Regions from separate parts of the Homo sapiens genome. Here region 1 is linked to region 2. The links are chromatin contacts, found by Hi-C or POLR2A ChIA-PET in ENCODE. All regions are on one chromosome and are shown on one strand. The core of a region is the stretch at or near the end of the contact, and the rest is flanking DNA. Distances in the headings are between cores, read along the strand shown. Region 1 overlaps SYN3 (synapsin III). Region 2 overlaps SYN3 (synapsin III).

Region 1 (6,000 bases), core at 2,617-5,116, 84 kb before region 2:
GCATTCGAGGACACAGTGAGCAGACAGTCGTCTATGAACCGAAAAGTGGACCCTCCCTGGACACCAAATTTGCCAACACCTTAATATTGGACTTCCTAGCCTGTAAAAGTGTGAGAAACTGTGTTTATGAGTGCCTCAGTCTTTGGTAATGTGTTACAGCTACCCAAGTGGATTAACACAGCCAAGCAGGGTCAGCTATTAACAGAGAGGGAATTGGGAGCGGGGGCAAAATGTCCCAGAGTTTCAATAAGCCCCAGAGGGAAACCCAGGAAACAGAACCCAAAAGTATCACCAGAATGGAGTTTTAGTCACTAGCTAAGCCAGAACCGTGCCATGGGTTGGCTCAGGAAGGCCGAGGGAGACAGAGGCCACAGGTGTTACTGGGGATACCTGGGGCAGAGACCAGGGGCTTCTAATGTTCCATCGTAGTTGGCCCCATGCCTTCTACCTTCTAGGGGCTACCTTCGTTCTGGTCGAGGATAAGACCTGAGTCCATCTCCCCACAACTGCGCTGTCCCCAGATTGGCAAGGGCACTTAGCAAACAGCTCAGTCTAACCACCTTCCAAGTTACATCATTATTTATCTACATGGCAGATAATGTTTCTAAATTTTGGCTGGATGCATGAAATAATGAATGAATTCTCCCATGCTCCACTCCAAGAAAAGGAAGAGGGGAAGATCAACTTTTTACTGTTGATGTAAGATACTCTTCACTGAACTCTGATCACACCCTTGCCCCCGACACCCTTTCTTGGTTTTGCCATTTTCTCTAAGGCAGTTGTTGTCAACCTTGTTTTATTGATGAGGAACCTGAAGCTCAGAGAGGTTGCTGTCTGTACAAAGTTATACAACTTACAGCTGGCAGAACCAGCATTTGAAACCAGATCTGTCTGACCCCAAATCCCATGCTCTTTCTCCTGGGCCACCCTCTCTTGAATGAAGAATTATAAGTATCTACTATCTGTTGGCCACTGCATTAAGATACCTCAGGTAGGTTGTTCTAGTTCATTCTTATATTATGAGACTCATATTAGGCCCTTGTTACAAGTGGGAAAACTGAGGTTTGGTGAGATTATCTACCTTTCCCAAGGTCATCCAGCGTCTAAGGTTCGGAGCTGGATTGGAACCTGGCTTTGTTTGACCCCAACACCAAGCTCTTTTCACTGCTCCACAATGCCAGGACACGAGGCCATGTCCAGGCTGGTGGACTCTTGGTGATGAGCTCAGGCTGCCAAGAGCAAGGCTTCTGTTTGCTTCACCCTTGGGATCATTAGTTTTATGCTGCTCCAGCTTTGCAGATAGTGGCCAGTGTACCTGTACTGACCAAGCCCAGGCAAGAATCAGGCATGAGTGGACAGGGCAGGCCCAGGACAGGTCAGTCTCCAAGTCTGGAGACACAAGGCCAACAACATGCCTCTCCACTGACACTGGTGCATGAGCTCATCGCTGGGCGCTGGAACCCACTCACTGCGTGGTTATTGCTTTGGTGTAAAGAATTAAATCTTAGCAGCATGGTGGGTGGTTCAGAGCTCAGACTCTGGAGTCTCACATCTTGGGTTCAAATCTAGGCTACTCATTGGCTTTATGATTTTTAGTTGGTTCCTTATTCCTTCTGAGCCTCACTTTCCTCATCTGTAAAATAGGGTTAGTAATAGAACTTGTCTTATAGGGTCATCGATCAGATTAAATATAATAATGTTGATAAAGGACTTACAACAAAGCACTTTACCGGTGTCCCATCAATAGCAGCCCCAATTGTGGTAATTTTTAAATATTGATGGGATGAGAAAGACAGAACAATTCATTAAGCTACCAATGAATGGGAAAATAACACAGACCCATGGACATCACCTCCCAATTTTTTTGTTTTGATTTGTTTTGTTTTGTTTTGTTTTTGGTCTTGGAAGAACACTGGACCTGAAATCTGAGGATTCAAGATTCAACTTCAAATCTGGCTGTGTGACTTCTGGCAAGTCACTTCGCCTCTCTCAGTCTTGTCCGACTTGTCTGAAAAAGAAAAATCGTGCTATTGAACTGCTCTACTTAGCCCTGGGATTCGCATGAGGCTCAAACAAAATGGTGTTGTGGAAATATTATGTAAAGTAGAAAATGCAGGAGAAATGCTAGCCATTGTGTTGAGGTAGTTCCCCTTTCTTGTCCCCCACCCCACCCAGGCTCCCTCCAGCCAGGGAGTCTACCTCCCGCCCTTTTTGGCTCTCAGCTGCCCTGGAATCTCAGTTGGCTCCCAGAAAGCATTTGGAGCACAGCACAAATTGTCTAAAGGTTGCTTCCAAAGCCTCCGGCGGCTAAGCCTGGCCCCAGCCCTTCCTCCTTGAAAATGTCTGGCTTAATGGGAAAGAATGTGGGCTGGCAATTCAGTCCCATTCAAGTCCACAAGCATCCACTGACCACCTGCAAATGCCAGGCCCTGGGCCCTGGGCACCTGGGGCTGAACAAGGTAGTCTCTGCCCTCAGGAGCTCATGGTCCAGTTAGGAAACAGTCATCTCACAGACAACCATAACACATGTTAGGGTAGCACTGGACTGGGGGCCCAGAGGAAGACACTGTACCTGTGCTGGAAGAATCAGAGAAGGCTTCCTGGAGGAAGGGACATCTGAGAAGAGCCCAACCCTCACCCAGTCACATCCAAATATGAAAGCCTTCATCCCATGGTGAAGCCTTCACCACACTAGCACCTCCTCATCCCTGTGGTCATGGGTTTGTCCACGCTTTAAGCTAAAGGTAGCTTTAAAATATTATTTAGTCCAGCTGTCATTTCAAAGAGACCCAGAGAGCTGAAGTGACTTTCTCATGGTTACCCAGCTGGATCTACTGAAAATATTGGGCATCTTTTATGTGAAGATTAATGTTTTCTTCTTGGGGATCCATTTCCAATCAGACCAACTGTCTGGGAAAGGGCACCAGCTGGTCATAAAAGTCAACCCAAAGGGGGATTCTTGGAGCTCCTTTTCTTCTGCCCCTTAGGCTGCAACCGTGGACCTGATCCTTGTGCAGCATCTCACAGTCTATGTGGGCTCCTGCAACCCGCTCAGTCCTCATAGCAACTCTGTGAACTGACCGTCACTTAACTTGTTTTACAGATAAGGAAACTGAGTTTGGACAACAATTCTTAAGAGGTGACTATGAAACTGAAAAATTGATTTCAAAAGTCAAAGAGCCCTGAGTCAACATCCAACTTCAAACTGGAAAGTCAATTTCATTACTTAGGAGTAACTGTTTCCTTGTCCTCTCCTCTTTTCTTTTATAAAATTGCCTTCTAAGCAGCAGGAATGACTGGTCGGCACCACGCTGGCTGGAGCGTCTTCTCTTTCCTGCCTTTTGATCCTGCCTCTGTCCTCCTCGCTCTCTTCCTGGCTTTCTGCCTCTATTCCTGTCTGCGTTTCTTTCTCCATATTGCTTTTTTCTCCCTTCTGCCTCTTATTCTCTCCCCACCTCTGTGTTTTTCTCTGCTCTCTATCTGGGTGTACGTGTCCGTTTCTCTCTCTGCCTCTGTCTCCTCTCTTCCCCTTCCCCTCCCAGGAAGGCTCTGCAGGTACTTGGAGGTGCCAAATACCTTTGCTGTGACTAACCCAGGGCCGTGCAGTGGCTGCGTCTTGCAGACCTCTCCGAGTTTCCAGTCACCAGTTCCCGGAGCAGTGGGAGGGGGAAGCTACTGAGGGAATCTGACAAGGCCCCTGCCCAAAGCTGCACATTCCCTGGACAAGAAAGGAAAGAGGATTACCAGAGAAGAGACAAACAGGAGGCATTGGTCAGTGACAGTCCGCCATCCACCCCCTCCACCCCCGAACATCTGGTTTGAAGACGGGTGGAGTCCCACCCTCCAGATGTGCGGCCTGAGGCTGAAGCAGCTGGCAGGAAAGACAGGCGGTGACTTCACAACCCACTTAAGCTGGGGGAGCTGAGGGTGTGCATGGGGAACAGGAGCCAATATCAGTGAAAGCAAAAGTCCAGGCTCTCCATCTGCTCTGGATGGGAAGCTGGGTGCTGGGAGCGCAGAGTTTAGAGAGAGAGAGACCCTCATCCCTGCTGGCTGGATTCAAATCCTGGCTCCTCCTGGTTCCTAGCAGTGAACTTCTGCACCACTGATTCCCTTTCCCAGCCCATCATTCCTAACCCGTCAGAAGAGTGCCGTTTCTTCCCTCACAGAGCCATCCTAACATTTTGATAAATGAAATCACTTCTCTGAAATGCCTAGCACAGAGTGCTGGGTGCCCCGTAAACATTGCTTTCCTTCCTTCACCTTCCAGAAAGTCTTCCTGGACAAGCCCGACTCCCCGGCTCTCCCACTCTCCTCTCTCTGCTCCCTGCCGGTCTCTGTGTGTCTTTTCTGCCTGGGTCTGCCCTCTTGTCAGACCACCCTGCTGCGTGGGCAATCGCCCACACCATCATTGTTCCTGAGCTTGCCCTTGGTGGTGGTGGTGGTGGTGTTAGTTCTCAGCGGGGTTTCTGCCCAACATCCTGTCTCCTTACCGACACAGTGAGCTGCTTCTCCGGGTTGACAGAGTCCTGCGGTAAGAGAGAGACACTCACAGTAGCATGTTGGGTGAAAGCATGGACTTGAGGGTCCACTAGACCCAAATTTGCATTTGACCGTCTCTTACTTATTAACCTGTGAAATGAAGATAAGGAGAGGATTGGGTTCTGAAGATTAAATAGATGAATTTCTTAGCACACTAGGCCCTCAGGAATGGTGACATTTAGCTATTATTACACGGCCTGTTAGCTCACTCGATACCCAGCATACTGTTAGGTAAGAAGCAGGCATTAATGAGTAGAGCTGGAATAACAGGGAACGGCTCTCATAGATCGCTTCCCGTTGGTGATTTGTCTATTACAATTTAGCTTGGACTGGGCTCCTGGGAGTGCCCAGTCTCTCAGACTCAGAATAATTTCTGGAATCATCTAGGTCTGCCATCCATTTCCACATTTTGAAGGGAAAAATGAGTCCCCAACGAGGGAAAGAGATTTGCTTAAACTTCTGGTAAACACGTTCATAGAGTTGTTTGTTCTCTATCAAAATGCAGAGAAGGTAGCATCTGCTCTTAACTCCTGAGGGCACTGATGTACAAGCCACTCTCTACAGTAGGTTTGCACTGAGAAGGGGGAGTGAGAGCAAGGGGTGGCCTGGGCACGAAAGGGGTCATCATCTCATGAATAATCCCTCCACCCGGCTGGTGTGGTACCTCTTATTCTCTCTGAAAATTCATTTGCTCAAGATCACGCAGGTAGTAGTGATGAGTCAGGATTCAAACCTAGGTCTGTTTGAGTCCAGAGCTGGGTTTTCCATGACACCTGTAGCCTCTGGAGGGAAACAGTTGCCACCAAGATGAAAAAGAGGCCCCCAAAAGGAGGCTTGGACCCCAGGAAGACCAACTCATTGCCTTCTGCAGTTGCCTCAGGCCGCCCAGTCTCCAGGAGGGAAGGAACAGGAGAGGGAGGAGATGTTGACCTCCCAGGCGGGCCTTCAAGCTCATCTGTGCAAATTAGAGTCCAAGGGGAGAGGCAGCTAAAGACAACTGTCACCTGAGCCCCAAGGATACTGACCACCCACCCTATCTAGCTCAGGTGGGCAAGTGGCTGGTGAAATTGCTAGAACTTACCTCTTCCCAAGACTTACCTCTTCCCAAGCAGGTGGGCAGCAGGCAGCATGGACGGTTGTCTCAGCCTTCAGCGTCTCCTCCACCTCTCTCTCTCCCTAATGCTCCCTCCCTCTCCTCTGTCTCCAACCTTTCTTTCCTTCCTCTGTGTCCACTGCCCCTGGTTAGAAGGGATTCTAGGCCACTAGCTGGCTCGGGGCACCAGGATGGCCCAGAATTGTCTGCAGAAGCCAGCCAAGGGTTGTTCCTTTATTTCCGTTCTGCTGGTGAGACATTGAATGTTCAGAATTGGAGCTGGGATACTAGGCATCAGATGACTGTGACATCTCACAAGGCCGCCCCCTTCCCCACCAGGGCTTAGGCATCCACTGGCAACTTCC
Region 2 (5,803 bases), core at 1,421-3,920:
AGCTCTTACCATCTTCACATACAATATGATGGGTGGTGAGCAGAGCAGGGTTCTCTGAGAGACTTTTCATAGTCTCTTCTCAAGTCTAAAATTCAAAGACATTTCCCTATCTTAGTCAGGGATGGCTACATAATTTGCAGGATCCCTTTTTCAAAATGTGCAGTGTGGGGGGGGAATGCTGTTAAAGATACTAAATATAAAGCTTTTTCTTTCCTTCCACTATCTCTCTCTTGACTTGTCATAATGCTGTTTTAATTGCTATTTAATATCATTCTAGGTAAAATAAATAAATGAAATTTTACATTATTCACGTGGATTTTACCATTTACTTTTACATTGTGCAATGCAAAATTTTAAATGCAAATATGAAAACATTGAACTCATAAGCAGAATCAATAAAATTACACAATTCATATTTCATAGTTCCTACATGCTGTATTAGTCAGTTCCCACACTGCTAATAAAGACATACCCGAGACTGGGTAACTTATAAAGAAAAAGAGGTTTAGGCTGGGCGTGGTGGCTCATGCCTGTAATCCCAGCACTTTGGGAGGCCGAGGCAGGTGGATCACGAGGTCAGGAGATCGAGACCATGCTGGCTAACACGGTGAAACCCCGTCTCTACTAAAAATACAAAAAATTAGCCGGGCGTGGTGGTGGGTGCCTATACTCCCAGCTATTCGGGCGGCTGAGGCAGGAGAATGGCGTGAACCCGGGAGGCGGAGCTTGCAGTGAGCCAAGATGGCGCCACTGCACTCCAGCCTGGGCGACAGAGTGAGACTCAAAAAAAAAAAAAAAGAGAAGAAAAGAAAAGAAAAACAAGTTGAATGGGCTTACAGTTTCACATGGCTGGGGAGGCCTCACAATCATGGCAGAAGGCGAAAGGCACGTCTTACATGGCGGCAGCAAGAGAAAATGAGAGCCAAGCGAAAGGGGTTTCCTCTTACACAACCATGCTACACAAAACTAACTCAACTGTTTTTATTTCACTTCTGGATGCACACACATTCTTCCAACCCCCTCTACTTGAGGCTTACTGTTGAGTAAGTAAGGACTAAAAGAAAAGTGAACTATGAATTGGCCTACCTTTTTCTTTTTTTCTGTGTCATCATATTCAGTATAAATTATTGGCTAGTAAGAAGGAACATGAGGGAATCTCTTGGTTGGTTGTTTGCTTTTCTCAGAAAGTGATTGTCTTCCTCATCTGTAAAATGGGGATACTTTGTAAGGCAATTTTAAAACAGAAAATTCATCTATCCACTCATGTAATTCTATACCACGCACAGTGCTTGGAACACATATGTGGTCAGTAAATATTTTAAGTGCTAAGAATTCAGTGTGGCTCAAGTTGGGAGGATGCTGAGGTACATAATAAAAATAACAGCTCAGCAGTAATTGAGTATTTATTATGTGCCAGGCATTGTGTTAATGCTATTGTATTAACTCATTTCCTCTTAATGACAGCCTTATGAAGTAGGTATTTTTATTACCCCCATTTTACAGATGAGGAACTTGGAAAGGTCAGTAACTTGGCCAAAGACCCGTAGCCAGTTAAGTGGCATATCTGGGAGTCAGGCCCAGGTCAATAAGATGCCAAAGCATGTGCTTTGGAACACTGACTATATTGGTCCCATAGTTACTTGGTAATAAAATCAAAGTAGTCAAAGAGCTATGGAGGGAAATGATGAGTTCCATCTGGGGAATCCAAGAAAGGCACTGAGAAGGCAGCTGTATGTACACGTCTGTAGCTCAGGAATGATGAACAGACTATAGATAAGATTTGGGAGTCCTCAGCTGAATGATAGCCACTGAAACCGTGAACATGGATATGAGTTAAGATAAGACAGCCCTATAGAACTAAGGCATCTGAGAGCCAAGGGAGGAGAAAAGAATGCCGAAAAGGAGACGTTGCAGAGGTAGGAGTGGATGCATAGGGGGAATACCTGGAAACCTGTGGACATTAATTCACATGCTACAGAGATGACCAATCAGATGACAACTGCAAAAAGACCTTTAGATTTTGCACGTGTCCCCACAGATGACTCCGGGTAAAACAGACTCCCTAGACTGGTAGATAAGGGGAAAGGGACAATGGAGAGATTTATAACTAAACTTGGTATGACTTTTCATCTGTCACATTCCATGGAAAAAAATTATCCTTTGTCAAACTACATTTCCTGACTTGGAGGCTAAGAAAAGTCAGTCACTGCAGCAAGATGCAAGATGCAACTTGGCTGTGGACATTTGCCAAGCCACTTACGTCCCCTCTTGAGGCCTCAGTTTCCTCATCTGTACATAGAGTTATTGGATGAGACATACTCTAAGTTTTCTCCCAGATCCAAAATTCTATTCCCTTCCGTTCCAGATGCTCTTTGAGGATGTTGGTGTTGACAAGAAAGGTGGGGGGAAAGAGAAGGACCCTGCTTGACCGCGACAGGTCCCCTTGTATCCTGTTCCCTCTCCATCTTATTTTCTCCACAGTGCTCTAGGGCAGCTGTGGAGCCAATGATGAAAACCACATGTTTCTGGGCAGCCCTGCTGTTGCACAATGCCGCCAAGGGGAGGGCAAAAAAGAAAGAAAGAAAGAAAAAAAAGAAAGTAAGTAAGAAAGGAAAGAAAAGAGCTTTGGAATTCTCGGCTTCTACAGACAATTCCCCCATTGATGTGCTGTGAGTCACGGCGGGCCGCCAGGCCATCATGGTTTCTGAATCACTTCCTTCAAGAGGGGCTCTCCACTTGTTCCCGGGCTGACTTTGGCCAGGGCTGGAATGCAAGGAGATTGGACCCTTTGGAGTGGTTCTGACTGCCTTCCTCTTTGCTGGAGCCCCAGAGGGGAAGGTGGAGGTGCTAGGCAGCAGGGCGTAGGGGTCTGAATGGAATTGAAGACAGCAGAGAAGCAGGTTGGACCTGCTTGTCCCAATTGGTGGACCCAACTCATGCCCCTCTCTCTCCCTCTGTTAGAGAAGAAAATGATGTAAAAATCCCAGATTAAAGGCCAAAGTTTTCTCTGGTGGGCACTAGACTCAGCCAGATCCGGAATTTCTATCCTCTCCACCTTGACATCCTGGCTGATGTGGACAAGGTTGACACCTTTTGAGCAGAGATAGGTTAAAGTTGATCCCAGCCATGTCTCCAATGGCTCACATTAGGGAACCTTGAACGGCACTCTCAGTCTCCCATCTTGCAATTTCCATCTTTGAGGTCAAGGATGTTAATGGCCCAAGAAGCCCTCGCCTGGGTGGTGGTCCTTAGGTGAGAGTCTGTTTTAAGTTCTTGCTTAAAATAAGCTTCACTTTTTTTCGGCCAAGACCCTTAATCCTTGCTCTGGGCCAGACTCTGCGTAGGCACCATGGATCCCAAGAGGAAATAGACATGGCGCCAACTGGACAAAAGAGAATGACAGGTAAATAAGTAATGATGCAAATTTATCACCAAATGCAGACTTGGGGACAAGGGGAGCTCCAGAAGGCAGCCAGAAATGTTTGTTGGATGGAGCATTTAGCGCCATTTTCCTTTGCCCGACCACCATTCCTTCCCCGCCAGCCCCTTAACCCCAGAACTTTCCAGAAGATCAGTATGAATGGGCCCTGGATTAGAGAGGAAGTGGTCTCTTCCCTCCACCAACACAGGGTGCTGTTTCTCAATGACCCCAGCTGTTAGGGAATATGCTAGAATGCCGCCATCTGGTGGGCACACGGAGCCGTGTCCATTTCGCAACTTTGCTGCACCTGGGGCAAGTGTCAGAGACGCACTGACCTGGAAGCCATGCCCCAAAGAAACCAGGTTTGGCACGGCTACTTATTTGACTGAAGTTACAGGTGATGAGCAAAAGGAGCGCCTTTTAAGGAGTCCTCCTGACCACATTCAGCTGGCTGTCTCCCTTTAAGGAGGTGAACTTGGAGGAAAAGCTAGTTTAGAGCAGGCACCATATCTTCATCTTCTCTATGCCTCTCATAGCCTCTAGCAGCAGATCCAGGAGGTAATGGGTGCTCAATGCATGGATGTTCAATGGGATCAGTTACTGAATATGATCAGTGAGAATGATAGCAAGGGTTCTTTCTATCTTGCACCACCATATCCCTAGCACCATGCCTGACTCTACAAATATACATTGAACCATTGAATAAAATTAGACTCTCGGAAGTAAAGATTCTGGAAACAGCAAACATGATTTGCTGGAGGACAGTTTAGGTATTGCCTGTATTGTCTAGTACAGCCTCCTTCCTCTCAGATGCATCCCAGGGAGACACAGTGACTTCACCAAAGTCACACAGCCACTCTTTAGAACTGGGACTGGTGGGCGGGCCAACTTGCCACCTGGTTGCCTGGCAGAATCCAGGTTGCCTGCCCATGTATATATGAGAAACAAGACAGGCAGCAAAAAAAGTATGGAGGAGGCATTTGTCCAGGGTCACACCCAGTGGAAGAGCTTCCCACTAAGAATATCTGAAACACCTTTTCAAGGACTCTAATACTATCCTGTGCTCCTAGGGTGAAAAGGAACACCACCTAGTGCATTAAATAAAGAGGTAAAGAATGTCTAGCAATCCAAGGAAAACAGAGCCAAATGCAGTTACTGGGTGCACAGAATGTGATGTGGGAGGTACCAGTCATGTCACAGGTCCAGGTGGAGCTCTTGTCTCCCAGGAAGAGTTTGTGAAATAGTATAACCCATGTTCTGAAGTTGAGCTCCAGAGTGGGTGATGGTTACCCAGATGGAAGAAGCAATCTGGCTTACATGTAACAATAAAGGATCTGGCTGTCTCCCCAGCACACTCTTCGTGGCTTCATTCTCTCTCTCAATTTTCCCTCTTTCCTGTGCCACATGGACCTTTCTAACACTCTTCTGCTTAGACCATCAATGGCTCCCTATTGCTTCTTAGATAAAATCTAAATATCTTCCCTTATCATCACCCCACTCCAACTCTTTAGCTACATACTTCATCCCTTCCTGCTTAGCCCTTACTCACCTTGGTTACACTGTTAGGACGCCTGTCCCTCAAGTAGGTTCCAGTCCTGGCTTCACCACTTGCTCTCATTGTGACCTTAAGGAAATCACTTAATTCCCTGTGCCTTCATTTCCTCATCTATAAAATGGAGTTCATGCTAGCATCTACCAGACTGGGCTGTCGTGAGAATGGATTTGAGTTCAGTATGTGAAGTCCGAATAGCGCCTGTCATGTGGTATGCTCGCAATGTATGTTAGCAATCATTCCTGTTATTATCGCTACATATAACATGCTTCCTCACGCCCCCATCCTTTCACACATGTTCACTGTGCCTGAAATGTCCTTTCTCTGCCTTCTCCCTCAGATGGACAACAGCTCATTCTTCAAGCTCCAGCTCAACGTCCCTTTTTTAGCAGTAGGGGAAGTTAAGTGCACCCTCATCTTTGTACACATCCCGACCCCATGTTCACCCTAAATCCCATTGTCACCACGAACATCCTTACTCATCAAATGGGGGTGTAATAGCATCTGTTGATCATGGTACCTGCCTGAAATGCCTTATGGATGGGATGGGCGACTCCACAGTCATCCTGTAGCCTGTGTAAATTGCAAAGCCTTCAATGAGCGTGAGAGATGTGTATTTTTGCCATCATGGAAGGGCTGTTGGCTGTCCAGCTTCTAACCTGCCAAGGCAGGGTCAGCATGTCCCTCGCTGACCCAAGGCCCAGTCTCCAGGAGGACCCCTGCCTCTCACAGACACCAGCTCACTCTGCAGCCTGCTGGGCCACACTTGCTTCTCTCACCCATCCACCCGAAAGCGGGGTTGGGGGAAGTCAAACACCAGCTATGAGCAC

Evidence for each region. Hi-C counts contacts between places; a loop is a spot of excess contacts on that map. ChIA-PET counts read pairs that join two places held with the same protein, here RNA polymerase II (POLR2A). Pooled maps may share reads with other maps.
Region 1: a loop to region 2 is called in a map of Calu3, with 3 times the contacts of the local background. The contact joins two enhancer-like sites. A Hi-C loop is called at or near these places in 3 of 168 maps with a recorded cell type or tissue (Calu3, Right ventricle myocardium inferior and mammary epithelial cell), 1 of 37 single-sample maps with no recorded cell type and 1 of 50 pooled maps. POLR2A ChIA-PET finds 5 or more read pairs at or near these places in 3 of 52 experiments (MCF 10A, activated T-cell and common myeloid progenitor, CD34-positive).

Annotation. Positions count from the first base shown.
Region 1 is chr22:32,743,202-32,749,201 of GRCh38, reverse strand. All of the region lies in intron 6 of SYN3 (synapsin III), which reads left to right. Among named protein-coding and RNA genes, the nearest start is that of TIMP3, 56 kb to the left of the region's middle. Within about 2 kb of position 3,866, at least 10 of the 41 ENCODE cell types and tissues checked have a DNase peak (open chromatin) inside an H3K27ac peak, as active enhancers do.
Region 2 is chr22:32,658,303-32,664,105 of GRCh38, reverse strand. The region is part of intron 6 of SYN3 (synapsin III); the gene reads left to right. LOC105373002 (a long non-coding RNA gene) reads right to left here. Exons shown (of 4, transcript XR_938176.4): 4 at 1-3,382. Among named protein-coding and RNA genes, the nearest start is that of SYN3-AS1, 86 kb to the right of the region's middle. RefSeq lists an enhancer at 1,979-3,178. Within about 2 kb of position 2,670, at least 12 of the 41 ENCODE cell types and tissues checked have a DNase peak (open chromatin) inside an H3K27ac peak, as active enhancers do.